Linked DNA regions of Homo sapiens: region 2 is linked to region 1. A link is a loop called in an ENCODE intact Hi-C map of the cell type or tissue named here. Cell type or tissue: mucosa of descending colon. All regions are shown on one strand. Each heading gives the region's core, and the rest is flanking DNA. Links, peaks and the distances in the headings are about the cores only.

The links. A loop is a pair of places that touch in the nucleus more often than their neighbours do. Peaks named below come from ENCODE experiments on the same cell type or tissue, not always from the same donor. Only the 100,000 strongest peaks of a DNase experiment are listed, where the experiment ranks them.
Region 2: a loop joins it to region 1, with 5 times the contacts of the local background. A loop is called at or near these places in 97 of 110 quality-filtered maps.

Annotation. Positions count from the first base shown.
Region 1 is chr12:85,029,014-85,041,432 of GRCh38, forward strand. It overlaps TSPAN19 (tetraspanin 19), which reads right to left and starts at 7,264. Exons shown (of 9, transcript NM_001100917.2): 1 at 7,191-7,264; 2 at 868-960; 3 at 706-778. The coding sequence starts at 933. LRRIQ1 (leucine rich repeats and IQ motif containing 1) reads left to right here and starts at 7,338. Exons shown (of 27, transcript NM_001079910.2): 1 at 7,338-7,394; 2 at 9,140-9,295; 3 at 11,477-11,588. The coding sequence starts at 9,164. In mucosa of descending colon, for the core only: no CTCF peak of the experiment used is centred there; no DNase peak of the experiment used is centred there.
Region 2 is chr12:84,867,733-84,880,151 of GRCh38, forward strand. It overlaps SLC6A15 (solute carrier family 6 member 15), which reads right to left. Exons shown (of 12, transcript NM_182767.6): 6 at 8,765-8,875; 7 at 5,355-5,596; 8 at 4,870-5,062; 9 at 2,746-2,938. Among named protein-coding and RNA genes, the nearest start is that of SLC6A15, 39 kb to the right of the region's middle. In mucosa of descending colon, for the core only: a CTCF peak has its summit at 6,979 (motif pointing right); no DNase peak of the experiment used is centred there.

The sequences.
Region 1 (12,419 bases), core at 1,860-9,859:
GTAAGAAACTCAGCTTTGTTGGCACTTACAGTTTGAGTCAGATGAGACTAAAAATGTTTGCAAGGATGACATTATAGGCACTTTGTTTTTCAGTCTTCTTCACTGAAATAAAGCTCCATGTGGATAGGAACTTTATTTTGTTTGCTCACTACCATATCCTCAGCTCTTAGGGCAATGACTGACACAGAGAAGATGCTTAGTAATATTTGCTGTACGAGTAAATAGTGGCAATGGGGAGTCACATAAGCTTTTAATAGGAAAGTTACATGGTTAAAATTGCATTTTTAAATTTTCTTTTTAAAGTGACAACTAATAATTGTACATATTCATGGGTGTTGTTTTGATACATACAATATATATAGTGATCAGATCAGAGTAATTAGCATGTCCGGTCATCTCAAATATGTATCATTTTTGTGTGTTGGGAATATTCAATATTCTTCTAGCTATTTGTGACTATGTAATACATTATTGTTAACTACAGTCATCCTACAGTAGTATAGAACACCAGAACTTTTTTCTTCTACCTAGCTGTAATTTTGTATCCTTTAAAAAATCTCTACAACTGATGAAGACTTTCAGAAGGAATGCTGGACACTTAATAAATTACAGAGAAATACTGCCACCTGCTGAATAAATTGTGTATACAACTGTTAAAAATTGAATGTCTATTTCACTGAGAGAAAAACAAAAATAGATACATACCAAAAGCTGTTAAAAAATTATTTCTATCTAATAAGAGCCATGCACCAAATCCCATGAATAAAAGTCCAAGAACCTAAAAAAAGAAAGTCAATGCTTATTTTTTTGTAATTGCCTATACAATAGATTACATTTTCTTTACTGTATAATTATGAAGATTCTTACCAAGAAAGCTCCATTAATGAGATTAAGAAAGTACTTAATAATTATTGTTTTGTTATTTCTTAACATTCTTTTTCTTCCAAGATATTGATGATTCTGAAAAGACAACCATAACTTTTTAAACATTCTACACAACAACTTTAAATATTTCTCCCTACTTATGTTCTTTATTTGCACATTTTTCTTCTCAAATCAATTATCAGTATAACATACTTCCATCTCTAAATGAAAGGATTTATTGAAGGTATCTTGAAACTGTACCTTGCCTGCATTTTCTTTTTACTAGAGAGTATCTGTACTTAAAATAATAAATATATATCTGCAATGCTTTGACTAGGCAATCAAGAGTAAGAAGACATTTGTATAACAAGTCAAGTAGCCTTACTGAATTTCTTGCAGTTTCAAAAAGTATAAGATATTTTGTTTTCCATCTTACTGTATTTTTAAATTTTTATTTTAATCCTAACCATTAGATAGCCAGGAACATTTCCAGTCTTAATATACCTTGTTCCCTTGGCTGGAAAGTTTTCCTCACTTCTGCATGCCCTTCCCCTTTCTCAGAATAATATTAGCTCCTCACTGAGGTGTTGGTTTGGGGATCTTTCTCTTAACCCAATTTGTTGCCTCTCAAATTTCTCATTGACCTGTCTTCTTCCCCACAGAGAGTCAGGGGTATTTAAGTGGCGAGAGTATGTCTTATATACCATTGTAACCTCCAGGTTTAGCACACAGCAGGTACTTGATATATATTTGTTGAATGCATGAATAGATAGATGAATTAAATTACTTAATCTATAATTTAGTTTAGTATGCAGTATATAAAAAAACTAAAGTAGCTTTCATTAAAACTTATTTTCCAGGTAGTCAATTTTCCTAAAACTTTCATGGAAAAATCAATACCTACTCCATTGGTTTTTGGTGCTGGTTTCATTAGAGATGAAAGTTTCAAATCTAATCTTGAGTATGTTCCCAGATTTTCTCTTTTCTCTTCTCACTGTTTTAATTCTAACTAGCACTATAATTTTAAACATACTGTAGTTTACAATGTTTTAATATATGTAGCGCATGATTGACATGATAGAAGCAGATTTAATAAGATTATTTTAAAGCTATTTGTCTGTCCCTAATTAGGCAGAAAGCAATTTGTTTATTGAACTGAAGGATCCTTTGAAAAGTGGAAAAAAAAGAGATGTCTACATTAGTCTATGTACTACCTTCCCTACTTTATCGTAAACCATCTTCCTCGTAAAATCTCCCAGTGTTCTTCTCAGTTTACGGAGTCACTACAGGTTATATCTTCTACCTATGCTTTGAATTCTCTTGCTGTCATTTGTTTTTTCTACTTTCCATCCTATTGTCTTATTCTTTAATTCCTCTAATGCCTGGCATGTTTTGATGGGACGCTCAGTTGGAAAGACTGCATGATTTTTATTTCAGTTTATTTCAAAGATGCTATAAATCTACATTTTTGGTTCCAATTCTATTTACTACCACATGTGAAAAGCTCTCTCACAGCCTGAACGAGAAGATAGGCACAAGGTCTTGGCCCCTGTCTGTGAAGAAGAAAGAGAATGGATACTAATGAACCAGAAAGCTCTGTGGTAACTCTGATGTGAAATGTTGAAGGCATGGACTTGAGTGTTGATGTGGTAATAATTAGCATGTTAGGCAGGGTCAAGCTGCAATACTTTATCAAAGGACCCAAATATAGAAGTAAACTTTTATTTATCTCAGTTCAAAGTAGGTGATTGGTTCACTTCTAGAAAATCATGTTAGAAACTTGGAGCTAACTCTGGCCTGTTCAACATGTGGCTTCCAAATTGGCTCCAGGTGCCATCTTTTATAGCTAACAGAAAGGGAAGGGGATGAGTAAACTCAGGCAGGCATCTTTTAAGCAAGTGAGGTTGAAGTTGTACACTTCTCTTCCATTTAGAGTCCACCAGCACAGACTTGGTCCCACAGCAATACTCAGCTCCAGTTGAAGGCAACCATGTACCCAGGATAAAGAAAAGAAAATAGGGTGGTGAGGGCCAAACAAAATGCCCACTGGTCAGAAAAGGCCAATTACAGAAGATAATTAGAAAAAAAAGAGAGCTTGGATTAAGCTTTAATATGCTTTACTGTGGAAAAGAATCAAAGACAATCAGAAAGATTCATGTAGGATGGGAAAATAAAAGAATAATGGTAATCACTGGAAATTTAAAAATTCAGGAAAATGGTTTAGAAGAAAAATTCATAAATTCAATATTTCATGATTAAATTTGAATTGGTAAAGAATATCTGTGGGTTATGTCTCATAAGGACTATAAATGGAGTGCAGATAAATGGGTAGCATAGGCTGTACAGACTTGAAAGTCATTCATAGAGAACCAGTGTCATGGGTGTGAATGAAAGAGAAGAGGGACTGTCTATAGATGGAAATGGGCAGAGGTTTGATGGTAGAGAATGAAATGATACAATTAAGAATTTGGAATTTTTAAAGCTGACTTTTACAGACTGAGAAGACAATCAAGGCATGATCTCATGGAAACCAATAGAGAAAGACAGTTCTAGATCATGGTGTCATATCATGGTGTTACATGGTATAGAAGTCAAAAGGGGTGAGAACTTAGTAAGCGCAAATGTAGGCAACGTGGTAAGGAAGATGTTTATGGTAATTTCAAAACTGTGGTTCAAGGTTACAAAGTTAAAACACAACAAACTGTGCATCCAAGCAACGATTCAAAGAAGCCCATGACTATGTTTACAAAGAATGGTAAAATGAGATGTTCATGTGTTGGCTTTTTCAGCCATAAGCTCCACATACTGGAAACAACGTCAATGAGAACAATGACGTGCCAACACAAAGATACACAGTAAGTTAAGTGTAGTTCTTATTTAAATATTTGTAGTGTGAAAGATCTATATTTTCTTTTGCTATAAACAAAGAATTTGTTTCTAACTTAATTAAATAAGGTCCTGGTGTGGCATTTATTTTGTTCAGTTCCTGATTAGTTAATTGATGTTGAAAGCTCAACAGCAGAGATGCTATAGGAATGGACAACTTACAATAATTAATCTATTCATAGGTATTATTTTGCACTAGTTTAATAAACTCTAATTGCTTCTTGTTATTGTTTTTATATTCTAAGTTCCAAGAGATGGGAACACACAAATGAACAAGTAAGAGAATGTCAAGGAGTCAAATATTAAAACCTGAATTATGTGTTGAGGTGGGGACAGGAAATAAAGGAAACAGGAAAGTTTCATAGAGAAGATGATTTTGAGATGACTCTTGAAGGAAGATTAAGAAGGTCCTAGTTAGATAAAAATGGGAGAGAGATAGGAAATATTCAAGACAGAGGGAACACTATGTTCAGAAGCTTTATAATGAGGTGTAAGGAGGCATGGATCAGAGTGGCAAGAGATGAAAGATAAGCTAAAGAAGTAGACTCAGTAAAGATTGTGACAAATCTTATATGCTTTACTAAAGATTTTTTTTTTCCTGAAGGTAATAGGGAGTCGTAATTCTGGCCTCAATGTGGAAGCCAAATTAGAAAAGACACTTAAGATAGGGGGATAATTTATAAATGGCTGTGGGAATGGAAACAGTATCACAATATGAGAGATGTAGTAGGAAGTAGAATTGCCAGCATTGGGATAACCAAAGAATCAAAGATGGAATGTAGTCTGTAGAAATGATGTAATTAAACTTTGAACATTATCTCATATTCTACATTGTCTCATTTAAATTGATTCCCTTTATCGTCGATATTTTGCAAATGCTATTATCCCCAATATCATCAATGAGGAGAGAAAGACTCAGCAAGGCAAAATTACTTGCCAAAGGTCACTTAGTTAATAAATGGCAGAGATGAGATTTAACTCCATTGATATAAACCACCCTCTCAATAACTTTCCCAAGCCCCAGTATCATCATCTGTAAATGCAGATTGTAATAGTACATGCCTCAAAGAGATGTTGTGAAAATTAGATGAGATTATGTTTGTAAAGCTCTTAGCCCAGTGCCTGGCTAGATGTTAGTTATCTCGTTATATCATAAGGCTAGAATCTCGTTATATCATATCTCAGTATAGAAATATTAAGATTATACAAGAGTCATGCATGTGAGAATGGGGAATGGGATGGAAACTGTGGGAAAGTCATAAATTCTCATTTTTCTGTGAAGTGGTTGGTCATGACAGCAGCTGGGAGGGAGCACAAAGAGAGTTAGAGAATCTGAAGGCTTGAGACACACTTTAAGTGGAACAAGAGAATGAGAGGCCTAAGAATACAATATGTGGTACTATGAGCTACATAGTAAATTACTTTTACTCAATAATTACGGTGCCTCAAGAAAATGAAACAAAGAAATACCTGCTCTGCAACTATTTTGAACACAACAATGATATTATGGGATATTTAAATTATATCACTGCCATATGAAGAATAAAGCAGTTGTTGAAAAATGCTCTTAAACTAAAATGATTTCACTACAACACATTTTCAAAGGAATATTAGTCTTGTCAGATAACAAAGAACAAACAGTTATCTCTCATTCTTTCATTCTCTCAATAAATATTTATTATGTACTCTCTAAAGGAAATATGCATTGTTAAGCCAATATGCTATAAATCAACCACACCTACAAATTGTTTTTAAAATTTAAATGAAATGAAGTTAACATGTTCAAAAGAAACAAAAGTCTACTCAGGTTAAAGAGTCATAGGCAAACCAACATACTCAATCTGAAGTTACCGTTTCTAGGAATAATGCAATTAAAATGGACTTCTGCTAAATACTACATGGTTGATAAACAACAGTGTCAAGTTAAATTTACTTATAATCTACAAATGTATTAGATAACTGCTGCCTTTTATTTTTGATTAGTTATATTCTAGCGAAATTATGACTAATTGATAAAGTTGTCCTTTCTTCCAAAGTAAAAAATCGCATGACAATATAGGAGATCTATCACCATGAATTAATTTATCTTCAGAAAATCTTTCACTGTTTTTCTTTTTTGCTGTCAATATTTGACAAAGTAAGCTTTGAGAAGGAAAGGAACTAAGGCATTATTTCCAAAATTATTTGATTATGAAAACTAGTTATTCAAAATTAATTTTGAAATTATTAAAGGATTTATAATTTTTAGAAGTCTGGATAGTTTCACAATCAAAAATAAAACTAATCTTAAGATTCTTATGTGAACTTCAACACAATATGAAAGTCTATTTTAAATGAACAGTTTGAGGTTCGAACACAGTAGCTCATACCTATAATCCCAGTGCTTTGGGAGGCCAAGGCGGGAGGATTACTTGAGTACAAGAGTTGGAGGCTACAGTGAGCAATAATTGTACCACTGCACTCCAGCCTGGGCAACAGAGGGAGACCCTGTCTCTAAAAAAACAATAAAAAATAGATAATTTCAATAGTCTATAAATCAGCAATAAAACCAAACTTAAAAAAAAGAACAAATTCCATTTGAGCATGGACTTTGATAATGAAAATACTCTGAATTTAATTAGACCTGAAACCAAGTGTAGTTTATTTTTTAAAATCATCTTTCCTGAAAAGGAAACTAACATGTGTGCTTTTAATATGAGAAATCTATTAACGTCTCACTTTATATTATTAGTTCTTATGTTGATGCAATTCAAGTTTATTGTTACCAGGAAATGTAGTCTATTTTTTTTCCAGAGGCTCAGTGAAATATTTGCTTTTAGCTTATTTTATAGCAGATACCTTTTACAATTATGGCTACTTCCTTTTAGAATTTAATGCCTTATTTGCAAACTTTAAAAGAAAATTAAAGTAAAAAATATGTTATTAATTAAAATATTATTTTGTACCCTATGTATTTGCTCCACAAAAAACTTTAATAAATTAAGTTAAAATTAAATAGCATGACATAAACTTAGAAATTAAGGTTTTATATTGAAATACTGTGTGACAATATTTTTACAGTAAAATAACTCCAGAAAATAATTTTTCAAATTTCTCACCCACATCCCTTCAGTTAGAGGTTTTTGATGGGCATTGATTGATGATTTTTTTCTTTTTTCCTTTTTCTTTTCTTTTCTTTTTTAAAAAACTGTTGTCATGGAAGGCAAACAACTTATTGACTTCTCTTCCATACTTCTATGTCCCACAAATCACTGTTCAGGATTAAGGGTTTGTGGAATGAACACCTTATACATGGGCAAATCACCAGATGGAAATATAAATATATGTAGCTCAGAAACAATTTAAAAAATTTAAAAGTGAGATTACATCTACTTGGGTAATTATAACAAAATTTCATTTTATTAAGTATTTTCCAAAGTTACTTAAATATTAAAATCTACCTGTAAAAAACCGTAAGCTCCTCATCCAGTCCCTGAAATGCTGCGTTCGTTTCAATTTAGAATCGAGATTGTTTGTCCTTCTAGAGCACCTGTAGGGAAAAACCGGTGTCTCTTCCTTGTGATTGGCTGTTGCCATGGATACGCTTTGTGTAGCGGCTATGGGCGCTGTCTTACAACAAAGCCAAGGAATCTCGCTGCTGAGGGGTGAGCCGGGGTCTTAAGACTGGGATTCCCGTTGAGGGAGGTGAACAGCTGTGGGAGCTCAGGCCGAGCCGGGACTCTCTCTGCCTGGCCAGACTTCCAGCAAAGGGAGAGACCGCGGGTCAGGGGATGGCTGTGCGACTCTGCGAAGCTCGAGGCTCCCTTCCACCCTGGAGATTTCGAGAACTCATTCAAAACTTAAAGAGATGTCTTGGCTATGTAGGGATCATTCGATGGTTACTCACTCACCGCTCCCCACAAACCAATTGACGTTATTTTCCTTCCTTCCTTCCCTTCTTGTCGCCCTCCTTTCCACCCTTTCTTTTTCTGTCTCTCTTTCTTTCTTTTTTTTTTGGTAATATATAATTTATATGAACCTTATAAAGTAGATTTCTCTCCCCTTTCTTTACAGGGGTTGAAGGGGGAGTTCCTTAAGCTTTTCTACTTTTGACAGCTTTAGTGAACTCCAAGTGATTCGTTATCAACTTAGAGCACTTTAATGTAGCCCATTTACAGTGAGACCCATCCATGACTGCACGTCATATACAGTAACCACTAACTGCAGGTGGCTACTGAGGACTTGAAATGCAGCTAATCCTAACTGAGATGTGCTGCAGGTGTAAAACACACAACAGATTTCTAAGAATTACTGTCCAAAGAAAGAATATAAACTCTTTGCAATGATATTAATAATTAATTTTGTTATTACACGTTGAAATATTTTGGATATATTGGGTTAAATAAAATATATTATAAAAATTAATTGCACTTCTCTTTTGTTTTTAAAAAGTTGCTAATAGAAAATTTAAACTTGCGTAAGTGCTCAAATATGTAATTGGACAGGGGTGATCTAATGAGCCAGTAGATGAACAGAGAAAGTCATGTAAAGGAAATGACTCTTACCTCCACCATACTCTCCTGCCTCTCTTTCTATATAAAGTTTAGTATACCCGTGCATTTTGCTTTGTAGGCATAAAAAAAAAATCTAGCTTTCCTTCTAATAAAGCTTTTTAAATGCACTTTGAGTTCCATTGCAGGATAATATTTTGCCCTGGTTCTGTCTGGAGTTCCATTTCACTTTGTTTTTCTTTTCTTTTCTTTCTTTTCCTTTTTTTATTTTATTTTTTATTTTTGAGTGAGTGAGTGAGGGTGGAAGTTATGGGTAGAACTGATTTTGAGATGATTGAGTAGAGTGAAAGGAGGAATTAACGAAAGGGAAAGAGGATGGAAAGAAGGAATGAAGAAAAGAACAAGAAGACAGGTGGAAAGGTCAGGCCCTTGAGTAAAGAAAGAAAGGTTTAAACTAGTGTCATGAAAAATAAAATGATAGCTGACTAGTACGTTTTCAAACCTTTTTTGGGACTAAGACCAACAGTGAAAAATAAAAAACAGAACATTAACAACAACACATATTACATTGCAACTCATGCATACATACCTACATTTATATGTATTAATAACTGAAACAAAAATTTTATAAACAATTCTGATCTTTATTATATATAGTAAAATTATATAAACATATAAATCAATAAGAGTATTAGCGTACAATTACAGTTGATCATTTTGTAGTCAAAGTTTAAAAAGAATGATTGAAGAGATAAAACAATGTTTGGTGTAACCATAATAAGGTGTGATAAAAGTTTGTTAAATTAAAACATATTTAAATAAATATGTTGGATTGGTATGACAAATTAGAGAACACATAATTTTTAGTGACATATTAGCCTCTTCATTTTTTAAAGCAGTTCTGTGCTTTATTATGAAGAATAATGGACGATGATGATGCAAAGCTCAAAGCAGAAATAGAAGCTGAATTGGATAAACTCAGCATTTCCTCCTTGGAAAAAGAAGACATTGAGAGTGATGCAAAATCAGAAACCCAGAGTGATGATAGTGATACAGTGAGTATTGCACTTTTGAGCCTTTTAACAGGAGTAGGCTTTTCAGGAGAAATATTACTTTTCTCAGGATGTTTTTATGTACTTCTCATTTTTAGCAGCATTGTTATAAACAATTTATATAAATATAAATTATATTGAATATATATAGTCACCTATACATCTTCGTAAAATTGGGATTATCATTATATATATTTATATCCTGATTTTTGTTTTTACTTGTGAACATTTTAGCATGATTAAATTACATGGGAAGAAAAATGTATATGAAATCTTTTGACATATCAAAATGGTTACTTTTGGAAATAAAACAAATTATCCTTTTATTTGTGTATATTTACCAATGTTTATATGCTTCAGAGTTTATTCATAGATTTATTCATTTATACCAATATCCTTAATCCAACTGGAATTTATTTTCAGGAATGTTATGAAATGTAGAACTAATTTGAAAATCTCCTGCACATATTGAGCTAATATTTCCAGTGTCTCTTGTTTAATAATCTAATTTTTCTCAATTGATTTATCATATGTCTTACTGATAGTTATTGTACATATGATCTATCCAAGGCTGTCTGTTCTTTTCCATTACTTTATTCATTATTTTCCTACTGTTGTATATTTGTAAATATTGAGTGGACCAAATTCTTCACATCTTTTTATCATTTGAAAATCTTAACTAAGCTTTTTTTGAAAAAGAAAATTTTTTAAAGATTTGAGAACTTTGTTATTTTATTAGGATTGCACTAAACCTACCTATTACATTTAGAAAAATTAACATTGTTACATTATTATGTCTTTTATCCAGAGCTCATTTAAATGAGGCAAAAAAATCTGAAATTCTTTATTTGAGTATGAAATCCAACAGAATAATGGATTGTTTTATATTTTATTATACCTTTTTATATAAAGGAAGAAGAAAATTTTAAAGCCCTTCTGTTTCAATTAAGATACCTCACTATTATTTATATCACTTAGAATCAGTGTAAGTATTATTACCAGGGGAAAAAATTATTAACTAAGGATTTACAGATTATGAACTATATTTCCCAAGACATAACAACAATCTCTACAATCCAGGTAGCTTAGAATTCTATTTCTTAGTTAAACAAGAAATAGAAATCTCAATGCAGGACAGATGTCAGAAAAGTAGAATTGATATTTTTGTCACTATTTTTAATACACTACTTTATCAGGACTCATTTTATGACATATAATTTTACATGCTTTTCTGTAGTACTAAAAGAAAGGTAATATTTTCTCATTATCTTCTAATGTTCATTCTCAAAACTAAACACTGAATTCCATTAGTTAGGATAGAGAAAATAAAGCTGGCTGTAAATCCTAAATTCAACACATGAAAACCCAGTATGGCAGACAATATTTGTTTTTAGTTAAATAAAAGCAGGTGCATATCATGTTCTTCTATATAGAAGCATTTATATCGTTTCATTGATGCCATGCTTGAGGTCCCTCAGTGAAGTGTTGTCATCATGTAGATATATGTAACTTCAAGATTATTATTAAAGTTGTTCCTAGATGCTTCAAGTATTTTGTTGTTATGAATATTATTTATTTGCATTATATTTTCTAACTAGTTACGGTGTTTATGGAGGAAGGAATTTTATTTTTGCATTTTGCATATCAATATATTTAGCTATTTAGAAAATTTACAAATCGAGTTACATAGGCTATATTGGTAGATATTTTATAATAGCTTACAAATGTGACTAAATTTGTGTATGATAATCACAAAGCCAGTTTTGAATGTAATAAATAATTATATCAGGTATTAGTTTGATATTAAATATTTTGAAAAAATAATCTTGCAGTTTTGATTAATATTTGATAATATTTATTTGAAGTTGGAATTAATCTAAAAATATATACAACTATTGAGGGCATTCAAAAATAAACAGCCTGTAATAAAGTTAACGAAAGTGATGTGTAGGTAACTCTTTTCATTTGTTTTCTTAGAGTTTTCTAGAAATGCACAACCACCTGAAAATTAAAAGTAAACTCTAGCCAAATATATTTGTCTGAACTGTGCTGTTTATATGGAATCTTTTTACTTCATTTACATGTTTTGGTCACATTTTTGCTGTGGAATGAAGGGTCCAAAATTTGACACATAATTTTGATAATAAACACTTTCACAGTTTCTTGTATTATTCAAATTTTTAGGATTCAGTTGAATTACCAGAATCAGTTCTTCACTGTATTAACATCATAAAGAACAGGAGTAAAGCTGTTGAAGAGCTCATTCTTCAGGACCTGGAAGATACTGATATTTTAAGTAAGTACTATTTTCATCTGTCTGGCAGATAAGCTTTCTGTAAGTATGAACAAATTATAATTTAGTAAACTAAAGTGCTTAAAGTTCTTATCTCTTACTGTGCACATGTGTATACATTTAGTGTATTTCTAATATATCTACAGTATATTGGACTGTTGGGTTTAGTTCATTCATTTTTTTTTTACTATCTTTCTTAGGTCTTCAGTAAATACCATCAGCATTTTGTTTCCGCAGTCCTAATTAATACCAGACATCCTATTATTTTATATTAAAGAAAATAAAACTAATCAAGAGAATTTTTTTGGCAGTATCAGTATATACATCTTTTTTTGGGAAAAATATAATCACTTATTTGAAAAGCCCAACAGTATTTTGCTTGAATTGTGCAAATTTACTTCTTGGAATTGTTCTAAGACTAATGGAAAGATCGAAGATTTAATTAGAATTAACCTTGGCTTGGTTTATAATGAGAAATGGCAGCATTCTAAATGTTCAACAAGACCTTTTTTGTTGACTAATAAACCTATTTTTAAAAATGACAGACAAATATTTAATGTAAAAAATATTCATGATATGTTAAAAGCTATTTTAAAATTAAATGGCATTTATGTATTAGTATAAATTACAATGTAGATATTCATATTCATTCAATAAATATTGCTTTGTGATAGAATGTGTTCTAGTCACTAAGAATACAGCAGTGAACAAAACAGGCAAAGATTCTGTTTCTCTGTTTTAATGTTCCAGTGTAGGGAGACAGATAATAAACAAATATGCAATATTTCAATAGTGATAACTGCTATGAAGGAAAAAAATGTAAGGAGATAGAGA
Region 2 (12,419 bases), core at 2,798-10,797, 160 kb before region 1:
AACAATCCACATTTATATCTTTATCTTGCCTGAACAGATTAGTTTGGAAACAAATTATAATGGAGTTGAGCAATCTGATCATCCACATAACATCTAAGAAAAATCATCTAAAAAGAGTTTCCCCAGTAATAGCTAAGAAACAGATGCATAAATTTCTGACCAGCTACTACTTAGAAAAGTTTTTGAAATTCATATAATATTCCCATATTTTTGTTAGACTCTGTTCTTTTGTGCTCATTAGCAGAGAAGCCTCCAAAGGTAAAAGATGACTGCATTCCATTTCTCAACCACATTTCGGCAGAGGTGAGTAAACTTGAAAGAAGTAGAGTAGTAATGGCAGCTAAGGAAAAAAGACATCCACGGAGTCAATCATATGAACACTCCCTAACAATTTCAGCAAGTATGTGTGACATGAAGAAATTACCTCCATCTCTTAAGTACTATACTAGTGCTGTGAGTTACATCTTACAGAAATGAATGTCATATGTAAACATATAATGTAGAATAAGAAAAGTAACATTTACTTGGATTCTACTGCATATTAAATTTAAATGCTTATCACAGTATAAAATAATATTGCATTCTCTTACTTAATTTTTATGACATCCCAGTTGAACAATGTATTACTTTGTTTACAGATGAGAGAAATGATCCTGAAGAACGTTAAGTAATGTGCTTAAATTCTCAAGCTGGAAGTAGCAGAGTTTGGATCTGCACCCAAATCTGTCTGCCTCAACAGCCTGTGTCACTTTCACTATCTCCTAATTACACCCCAGTATGAGGCAAATATAAAAAAGTGCATTATAAGTGGTACAGACAGTAAGAGTTTTGCTGGAGATGTGAGGGAAAAAGATAATGAGTAATTCATTTGCCTAAATCTTACTGCATAAAGAAGTAAACACACCTACCAAAGAAAATGAGGTAATATTTCATTGAGGTCAAACACGACTACGATTTGAAGTATCAGTATGATCCCAAAAAACAAGAAGTGGGAAAGAGGGTACATTCCCCTTTGCTCTTTCCAAATAAGTCTTCCAGAAGGTCTTAGAAAATACTACTTTGTGTGATTTTCCCTTTACACTGTTACTTTTTCCTTAACCTGCAAGCCTTTTACTACAGGAGGGGACGGTTTGGATATGGCGAGCAAGGATAAGAATACAAAAATGACTTTAGCCTGCATGTCAGGCAGGATATGGATTTTCATATTAAGTGGAAATCACTTTCTTGAATAATATAAAGCAGTTTCTCATTTCTGTTCAGCTGAATTGTGGATATATAGCTATCAATATTAACAGACTGCTGAAATTAAATTGTTTTATACACGCACACACATGCACATGCACAAACACATACAGACATAATTATCAGAGCAGCAAATGATAAAGGTATATATTTGAGACTTATTTAGACATATATTATTAGTAAATTTTTTATGGCTAAGAAAGAGCTGGGCACGGTGGCTCACGCCTGTAATCCTAGCACTTTGGGAGGCCAAGGCGGGCGGATCACGAGGTCAGGAGATTGAGACCATCCTGGCTAACACGGTGAAACCCCGTCTCTATTAAAAAAAATACAAAAAATTAGCCAAGCGTGTTGGCACGCGCCTGTAGTCCCAGCTACTCGGGAGGCTGAGGCAGGAGAATGGCGTGAACCCGGGAGGCGGAGCTTGCAGTGAGCTGAGATCGCACTACTGCTGCACTCCAGCCTGGGCGACAGAGCAAGACTCCGTCTCAAAAAAAAAAAAAAAAAAAAAAAGCCTTGGGGAATTGCACACCACTGCCCAGCATTCATGGTCATCTCTACAAAATTTGTATCCAATCTTATTTTACATCACTTACCAGTATTGTTTCTGTACTCTAGTATGGTTGGCTTTCTTATTGTTGCCTTTATCTTCATTTATGTATGTTTACTAGCTATCCTCTGACCCTTGAGAAGATCCTTCCTCTTTCCAATTCAACTTTCATCTCTTTCTCTGACAGTTCCATCGTATATTTAGATGACCTAGACTCTTTTGAATTCTTATATGTAAAATCCATTATGCTATCAGTATTTTACATGCTGTAAGTCTTATCTATGCAATCTGATTTTAATTTTAGTGTTATTGTTTTTGGAGAAGAGTTTTTTATATATTTGTATATCTCTTATAATTTATTTTATATCCTTTATAGCCCTTAAATGGGAGTATGATGCATTAAACTGGTACTTTAATAATCACTTGTAAATTGGACCTATTAACTACCATCCATATTGATAAATTGTTTTATTTTCTTCTCTACTTGGAGACATTAACTACTAGTAAATTACTACTGCTGCTGTATATGAGAACGGGATTTAGGTTTATCATTTTCAGCTATGCACTTTTTGGATAGGAATATCACATCTGAACTGCTCTAATTATGATTATTTGACTTGTATAAAAATTATACACAAACAGTCCATGACTTTATTCTAGTGTCAGTCATTCTTGATAATGCATTACTATTAATGAATTATAACAATAAATATTTATTATAAATGATAAAATATAATTTATATTAAAACATCCATATTATATTATACATACAATAAAAATTATACAATTAAAATAAAATAAAATAAATTATACAATGTATACAATAATAAATAGTGATAATAGACATTAATAAAACTCAAAATATAAGACTTTCCACTTTTCATCTCTAATCTTTCACCAAGAATAAAATGGCCTGGATTTGTTCAATGAAAAGTCAAATACAAAAAACTCACCAGTAAGAATTTCTTTCCTCACTTTGAAAGTGTCCACAATAGGCGTGACAATCCCTTCAATGGTTCCAAACATACTGCCAAGGCCTAGATTGACCAGCATGAGGAAAAACATCACTGACCAGAAGGGAGATGCAGGAAAATGTGTCATCGCTTCTGTAAAGGCAATAAAAGCTAAGCCGGTCCCCTGAACAGCCTGCAAAATACACAAAATAGCAACATTAGTACAGAGTAATTATTAAACAATGGCTCTATATGTCAGTTACAATGAGGAGGAAAGATCTCTGAATAATGGCCAGGACTGCTGGAAATAGACATGCTCAAATCAGCTCTTAACCTGATAAATCATGTTGTCATTCTCAGAACCTGGATTTAATTAGATCAAGCAGATCCAAATAATGAAATTTTGCCTATAATTAATAAACAGAGTACACGATTGTGTTGTATATACTAACTATTTCACAAGGCTCCTAGAATGAAAAACTATATTAAAGAATACATAATATTTTTGGTTTTGTTAAAGCTTATGAATATGAATAGTGACATATTATCATAGATATATAAATACAAATATATATATACAACTATTTCTGGCTCATATATAAAGATTTTAAAAATTTGGTTTTACCTTACCTCAAAGTGGCTCAATCAATTGTTGTTATATATATATATACATATACACTATGAATAATAAACTTGTTTTGATTTAAGAGAAAACTGCAAATGCAAAATAAAAGGATGTGAACAGAATAAGTAGATTATAAAAAGCCAATTTTTAATTTAAAAAACCTACATCTTTACCTTTTTTTACTTCTGATATTCCTACCTCCCTGATTAAAAAAAAAAAAAAAGTTGGGCTGATATACTGGTTTGCATAATTCAGAAGACACAATGAATTTCCAGTCAAAACTAATAACAAAATGAATAAAAAGACAGATACTCCAATTGGGCAGAAAGAAATTGAATTACTTGCAAATATTAATGTGAGTTTATTTTATAAATATCACAAATATTGAGTTGTAAAATAACAACTTACTTTGTCTAACTAACTGTACCTATAACCAAACTTCAAGTTGTGTTGTCTCATAAAGACAGATGAGAATTAAAAAAAAAAACTTTGAACGGTACATTAGTAATTAATTAAATATTTCCTTAAGGAATTCAAGGTTTTTATATTAATGATGGCTTTACTTTTTAATGAATAATATCCACACATGATTCTTTATGTTAGTCTCAAGTACAGTTAACTATCTTAAAGCAAATAATTAGTGACTAATTTCTCCATTATATTTTCCTTTTCGACATACAGGAGACAGTGGCAGCCAATATAAGGACATTTATTAATGGTGACCTATTTCTTATTTAATACAACATAGCTAAGAAAAAGAACTTCATCGGTTGGGCACGGTGGCTGAGGCCTGTAATCACAGCACTTTGGGAGGCCAAGGCGGGCAGATCATGAGGTCAAGTGTTCGAGACCAGCCTGGCCAAAATGGTGAACCGCCTTCTCCCGTCTCTACTAAAATTACAAAAATTAGCCAGGTGTGGTGGTATGTGCCTGTAATCCCAGCTACTTGGGAGGCTGACCAGGAGAATTGCTTGAACCTGGGAAGCAGAGGATGCAGTGAGCCAAGATCGCACCACTGCACCCCGGCCTGGGCGACAGAGAGAGACTACGGCTCAAAAAAAAAAAAAAGAACTTGATCATGACTTGTGGAACACAACTATTAAAATTTCTATTTTAAATATTATTCATGCATCAAAGCAATCATGTATGTGTAAATGAGAGCCATAATTCTAATTCTGTATTGAAAATTATAGCAAGAAAGATTTCAGACTAATCATCATTCTATGATGAAAATCACTTTATATTCATATTTTAAATTATTGTGGCTCAATCAATGAAATAACTTTTTAAAATAAAGCAAATCTTTACCATTTAAGAAAACATATTCTCTAAAATTAAGAATGTAAATTCTGAAGGACTTATAATGCCCAGGAGCTTCTCCGGGCATTTTAAGAGCTTCTTCGGGCATTTTAAGGCCCTTTTCCTGAAGGGAGTCTGCTGGATAATGCATATTTCAAGTGAATGATAATTATTTTATTGCTCAAACATGGCTTACTAACTTTATTTAGCTCTTCTTCAATTTTACAGGAATTGAGATGAAGAGCAGGAAACTCTTCTTCTTTCACTTTTTGAATGATGTCATAAACTAAATGATAATCTTCTGCAGTAACAGTTGAAAGGTTGATATGATGGGGAATAATATCCTGACTAATGTTCCCCATTTTCAAAAATTTCATGATCGTCTCTGAATTTCTGAAAAATAAAACAACATACAAATGAGCACATAAGAGTTCTTTGGTGTATAGTTTGTGAACGACTATGCCATTATAAGCTAATGAATGAGCAATGTTCCCAACACAAAGAAATGATTAATGTTTGAGGTGATGACTATCCCATTTACCCAGATTTGACCATTATACATTGTATGTTTGTGTCGAACTATCACATGTATCTCATAAATATGTATAGCTATCATGTATCAATAAAAGTATAAATAACAAGATAAAAACTAAGAAAAAAGGCAAATGGAAATTAATATTCATACTGTGTAATGCATTTCTCATTTATGACATTTGCTTTGAAGCCCAGAACTGCAAACACCACCAATGTTGCCAGGACAGAAGTGAAAAAATTGATGAAGGACACCAGGACAGCATCAAAGTGGCAGTTGTTGTCTCTCTTGTTGTAGCTTGAAAAGGCAATGACACCACCAAATCCCAGACCTAAGGCAAAGAACACTTGAGTAGCAGCTTCTCTCCAGACCTTGGGCTCCAGCATTATTTCAAGCTGTTTAAAAATAAACATAATAGAATCAGCTACAAAATAATGTTTCAGAATAATTAATTTTTATGGAATTTACTGTTTATGGAGTATACAATGATATTTATGCATCCAAAGTTTATTTAAATCGGGAAATAATATGTTCTTAAGCATAAACATCTATTTTTAGGAAACAAATAATTATGAGTAAGAAAGTTGATCAGTCCTTTACATGGAGATTTTAAGTACATGGGGATTTTCTACTTACATGGTGGTTTTTAAATATTTTAAGAATATCAAAGGAAATATGAAATGAGAATATGAAGAAAAATTAATTATCCTCAATCATTTCCCATTATGTCTTTTTTTCTTTCCATAGCAAAACAGGTCAATTACCAATAAAAGTTAATAGTTGCTTCACTAACACTCCATGTTTTGTGTTTTCTGCTGTTAATCTAATGGTCGAAGCAGAAAACAATTATAAACTTCGCAGAGTTGAACTATTTGTACTTTGCATATTCACATATGTATTCTTCATTCATTCAAAAGTCTGCTAAAAGATTTTTCTTTGAAAATTGAAGAAATTCACCTATATTGTCTATAAGATACTCTTTCAGATCCAAAGTTCTGACATTGAACAGATATTAAATATTGAACAGATATTTCATGTAGTTGTGCTTTATGTCTTAGATAATTATCACTGTATATAATCAAAACTTAAATGAAACAATTCAGATCAGCCAAGTGTGGCCCAGATCTTAATAAACAGTTCCTTTTGATTTCAGTAATAATAGCGTTTAAATTGGCATTTTATCTCTTTTTGCCATTACAATCAAATTGCCTTTATTGAGAGCAATGTCAAACATGACTAAGAACACGAATTCTACAGAGAGTTTCAGATTCTGATTCTGCCATTTAGTAATTTTAAAATAGTGCAAACAATGGCAAATGGCGTGTCCTCTCTGAGTTTCAGCTTCTTCAGAAAGATCAGAATAATAAGAAGTGTACCACTTACCACGGTGCCTACCACACTCTAAAAATGCTCAGTAACCGATAACATAGATGAGCTATAGCGGCATACACACCGGTAAGCATTTTATATGGTTTAACTCATTTAGTACTCACAACAACCCACGAAGTTGTTGCCACTATTAACTGATTCTTAGGAAGGTTATGTAACTTGCCTAAGTTTACACAGCAGCTCTGAGGTAGAGATGAAATAAGAACATAGGTAGATTCCAAAATCCATATTCTCTCAAACAATAGGATGTATTGCTTCAACTAATTTTGGTTATTAAAATCTATGAAATATGCTTATTAAACATAATCATGATTATCTTCATAATTTATGAACAATTAACATATGCACATTGTTTACTGACCATTGCTACATCATATTCTATTAAAATACACTCAACTGTCTATCTCTGCTTTAGCCACTAGATGGCAGAAAAGACCTATTAACTAAAGACATTACCAGCAGCCCAGTTTCTGAACTAAATCTCCACTCACTGTTTCACAAGTATTTGATGTGCTTATGTACTTTCTCCCCTACATAAACAATGTAAAATTTTTAAAAATTACAATTACTTCTCATATTGAGTATCACATCCTACAGAAATGTAATAGAGTCTTATCAACACTCAATGAAAAGTTAGCTGAAGGAAAACTAACATTTTAATAGTGATCCCTAGTCTAGGTCAGAAATGTTAATTCATGCTGCAGTTTTCAGTACTGGGGCCATATAGAATTATTACATATAAGCATTTAAATTCTAAAATATCTAGCTAAATCAAATGTTTAGAATTTTGTCACAAGCAATTGTCAGTTTAGAAAGAGAATATATTCTAGAAATTCACACAGAATTTTGGTTGTCTTGAACTCAGAAAACATTTTCTTCAATATTATACATATAAGTATTTTTGGTCATTAAGTGTGGCCCATTTGTAGCAGATTTAAATTATAGTGTGGCTGAAACTCGTAAATCTTAACTAGTTGTTCACAGAGAAGTTCCAAGAACTCTAAATGTTAAACAGGAATTTTGAAGTAGCTGAGAAAACCAGACACCAGTGTCAGCATTTTTGCTACTACAGAATGAATACCAACTCAGAACCACACACACAAAGAACACAGCTTCTTTTACGCAGTATCAAGGCAGCCGCCAGGAGTGACAAAGAATTCCAGAGAAGCTAATCCCTTATGCCCAAATCTCACAGCACAATGCTGCCTGCACATTCATCCTTCAGATAACTTTTAATTTCTAAACTAATTTTGAAATCGTATCTTTAGACAGTTTCATCTTAATGTCTGCCTATGATAGTATTAGCAAACTAATAGTGGGGTGCACCATATATATATATATATATATATATATATATATATATATATATATATATATGAGAATCAAAAACGTGGTCCCTGTTAAAGCAGTATAAGAAATTATGATTAAGCCCACACTTATGATTAACCAGGTTAAGTGGGCCCACCGTTGAGTTTAGCTCTACAAAGTTGCATGATGGATTATAAGTTCTGAGCCCTTGATGGAGTCTAATGAGAATTTTCCTAAAATATATATGCATCTATAGAAGTTACAGAACTTCACAAGCTGATTACTATAAATATTCTTCCAGAAGCTACAAAACTACAAAACCTCAAAAAAATTAACTAAGAAAAGAAAACACTTATTTTCTCTGAGAGAGTATTTTAGGGCTCTTAATCTTATTTTAGGGTCCATGGATTCTAGATGATCAGTCAACTTCCAGATACACTAAGCAAATTAATATGTTCATTTTTTTTTTTGGGAAAAAAAATCCTCGTCACTTTTTCAAAGGGATCCATGACACAAAAAGGTTAAAAACCACTAAAATAAAGGGGAAAGAGTTAAGGAAGACTGAAAAATTCTGAAGTCTAATCAGTATAAAACTTAGAAATAAATTTATTATAAAAGAGAGATTTTTGAAGTTGAAATAGTGGTAGCCTTACTCTAAAATCAAAATGGGATATAAAAAATGGAGATAAATGGCTATAATTATACATAAAAAATGCTGGTTTTTCCTAGACTGGTTAACAACTATAATTTAAAAGTTTAATGTACATACATTAGAACAATTATTCCTTAAATATAACTTAGAATATTTTAACAATAAACATAATGCTTTCATGATCATAAGCCTTAAATAGAAATATGGTACATACCTTAGGGGTAAACATGTGGCGAATGCCATCAATTGAACCATTTAAAAGGAATGCTCTGATGAGGAAGCAAATAAGTACCACATATGGAAACAGAGAACTAAAATATATGATCTGCAAAGAAATAAAAATAAAAATAAGTGAGATACAATGACCATTTTTTTATAGATAAGATTTTATATGTTAGTTTCTGTACTTTGACAGTCACTGTTTCATGACAGGATTAATAAAACTATTAATAACTTCTAAAGCCATTTTTTAAGAATGGTTTATGAGTCGTGATTCAGCCTTAAGATTTTATTTGAGATACAATTTACATTTAAAACACACTATCTCCTTTGAAAAAATCCATCAGCTATGGTGTAGCTTCAATAGTGTTGATTCCTTATAGTTCATAAAACAAGAAATATTTAAGACAGAAATGAACAGGCACTAACTACCTAATGAATTCCTACTTTTTTGTTGTTGTTCTAAGTAGCAAAATAAAGTCCTATTTCTTTTTCTTTTAACCAAATTTTCATTGTGATTCTGTAAAGCTTTCAATGCAGTATTGTTCCTATGCTGTATCTTCCAGAACCCAAACAATCAAACGTGTAAAGATTTTACTTTCCGCTTCAGCAATTTTCACTGTTAAACAGTTCAGCAAATATTTATAATAGAAAAGGAAGTGTGCTACTCAGACATTCACTGCCTCCTTGACATCTTCCTCTGGAGGCCTAATAGGTCTCTAAAATATTTCAGGTCCAGAGGGAAACTTCTGAATTTCCCTCAAAGCTATTCCCACCCATCTCTATTTCAGAAAATGGCCCCACCCTCCATCCCATTAGTAAAGCCAAACATCTAGAAATGGTTCTGGACTATCCATAATATTCTCCTAACTGAATTGCTGGCTGCCCCTTGGTTTATGTCATACCCTGCTTAAAACACTCCAGGAATTTCTAATGTCGTTGGAGTGAAGTGCTGATTCCACCCTCTGGCCTGCAAAGTCTTACCCTAGAGTGCCTGCTTGCCTGGCCACCACTCTTCCCATGGAGCTCTGGCCACTCAGGCCCTTGCTATCCTGTGAGTCTACCAAGCTCAGCCAGCCTTAAGATGCAGGGCGGCACCTTCCTTCAGAAGCACCTCTTCCTTATTTGCAGATGACTTGCTCCTCCTTACTATTTTAGTCTCATCTTCATCTTCTCCCTGAGGTCTTCCCTGACCACCCAAAATAAGGTGATGCCTTTTTCTATCCTTTCTCTCCCATCTGCCCCCTGCCAACCCTCAGTGATATTACCCTAGGTTTGTTGTTGTTGTTGTTTAGAGCACTTAGCACTTTTCAAATTTTATTTATGTGTTTCTGTGTTTATTTTTTGTATCCTCTAACAGGGTATAAGCTAGTAAGGGTAAAGATATTTTCTGTTTACTACCATATCTCACACACCTAACACAGTTGCTGACATAGTAACTCTATCATATGTATCTGTGGAAGGAAGGAATGGAAGGAGAATTGGAACAATGGAGGAAAAAGTGCCATAGCAGATGATGCTTCCGGGCAGGTAAAAGATACTGAATTCAATAATAACTACAAACAACATTAATATAAGGCAACACAATAAGGGGCACTCTCTAGTTTTACCCACTTAAGAATCATATATAAACACATGGCACACCTTAAGGAAAAAATATGGATAAAATGCCAGCATACTTTAGAACACAATATTTTAAAAATAAATTATATTTTAACTTAATTGGTTGTAATGAACATAATTTTTTAATAATTTCAAATTGGTTTAATCCTTTGATTAATCCTTCACTCAAATTTTTTGATTTTTTAAAAAATCAGAATGCTTTCGGATGGATTTTTTCATTCTCCCTGCGTACTTTTGGCATTCATTAAATTTGGCAGTTGCCTTGATCTCACTTGAATTAAAGTAATCCCCTTTATGATTCTTCTTCAGAAATGTTGTGGCTAGCCAGAAGCATGGATTCACTTTTGAACAATAGCTTCTTTTTATGTTTTTAAACAAAACTCAAATGTACTGCTTTATAAATAATATAATTGACTTCCATTAATTCTGCTTATATAAAAGTGAAAATGAAGATTATACATTATAAAGTCTAGATAGACTGATTATGATTTTATCTAATAAAATATGCTTTTTAATTTTGTTTTAATTTTATATTTTATCTTTATATTTTTAATATAATTTCTAATTAGGTACTAAGAAAAGATTCTTCCTGTACTCATATTATTCGAGGCTAAAATACTCTAATCTACCCTTAGTATGTCCCACTTCCTCAAATCCCATAAACCAACTGATCACCACACCCAGCTAATTCTACCACAGAAATCTCACATCTGTCCCTTTGCTTCACCTCTCAATAGCACAACACCTTTCAGTATGAAAACAGTTTCCTGCTCATCTTGCCTCCAGATTCTGTTAGCTTTCCTCTGCATCCCAGAAATCCATTTTTCACAGTTGCCAGAGCGATCTTTCTAGAAATCTGGTGCTATCACTGAACTATTAAAAATCCTCAAAGGTTCCACACTGTTTGCTAGCTAACAGCCCATCATTTTACAAGAGTCCACAGAGCCTCCAATATCATCAGTCAACTTGCATATCATCCTTCGTCTTCCACAAGCTGCACAAGTTGTATGCAAAAGTCACACAGAAATACTCAGCAGTCGTTGAGCTTTGTACATGCTGTTGTCTGTGCCTACACACAGTTCTCTGTGAACTTGCTGGTGAACTTCTCTTCAACCATCGAACCCTACTCCAAAATTTACATCCCCCGTGAAGCCTTCTTGCAAATCCAGTTTAATTGCAATTGCTGACTCTACACTATCACACACTTTCTTTTTTTTTGGAGACCGAGTCTCACTCTGTCGCCCAGGGTGGAGTGCCGTGGTGCAATCTCGGCTCACTGCAACCACTGCTTCCCGGGTTCAAGTGATTATTTTGCCTCAGCCTCCCGAGTAGCTGGGATTACAGGCACCTGCCACCATGCCCGGACAATTTTTTGTATTTTAGTAGAGACGGAGTTTCACCGTTTTGCCCAGGCTGGTCTCAAACTTGTGAGCTCAGGCAATCCACCCGCCTCGGCCTCCAAAAGTGCTGGGATTACAGGCGTGAGCCACCGCCTGGCCACTATCACACACTTTGTATGTGCTTCTGTTACTCCACTTAGTATGTTCTAATCATCATTACAATATGTTGCAATATGGTTGTACAATAATATAATACTAAAACATATTGCACATTAAGATAAAACTTATAGGAATTTAAGTTTTTCTTCTTGTACACAATTCATTCATTGAATTGTGGGTTCCATGAGGACAGACTGTGGCCTATTACTCTTTGCATATCCATCAGTGCCTGACAAATAGCAGATATTCAAATATATTGTTCATTGAGAGAGGATTTACAGGAATTTGAGTTTTTCTTCCTGCACACAATTCCTAAAATTGCAAGCTTATGGTTATTCTGCAGTATTTTGAAAATTATATTCTAATTATATGTCCAGACATTTCAATTTTCATTTATTAATTCAACAAACATTTAAATTCTTAAGGACACTGATCTGGATTCAGTAAGACTCTAACACAGTTTCCTAATAAGTTACAAGAACATTTCAAGCCTACAAGATGGAGAAAAATAAGTCAATATTTCAAACA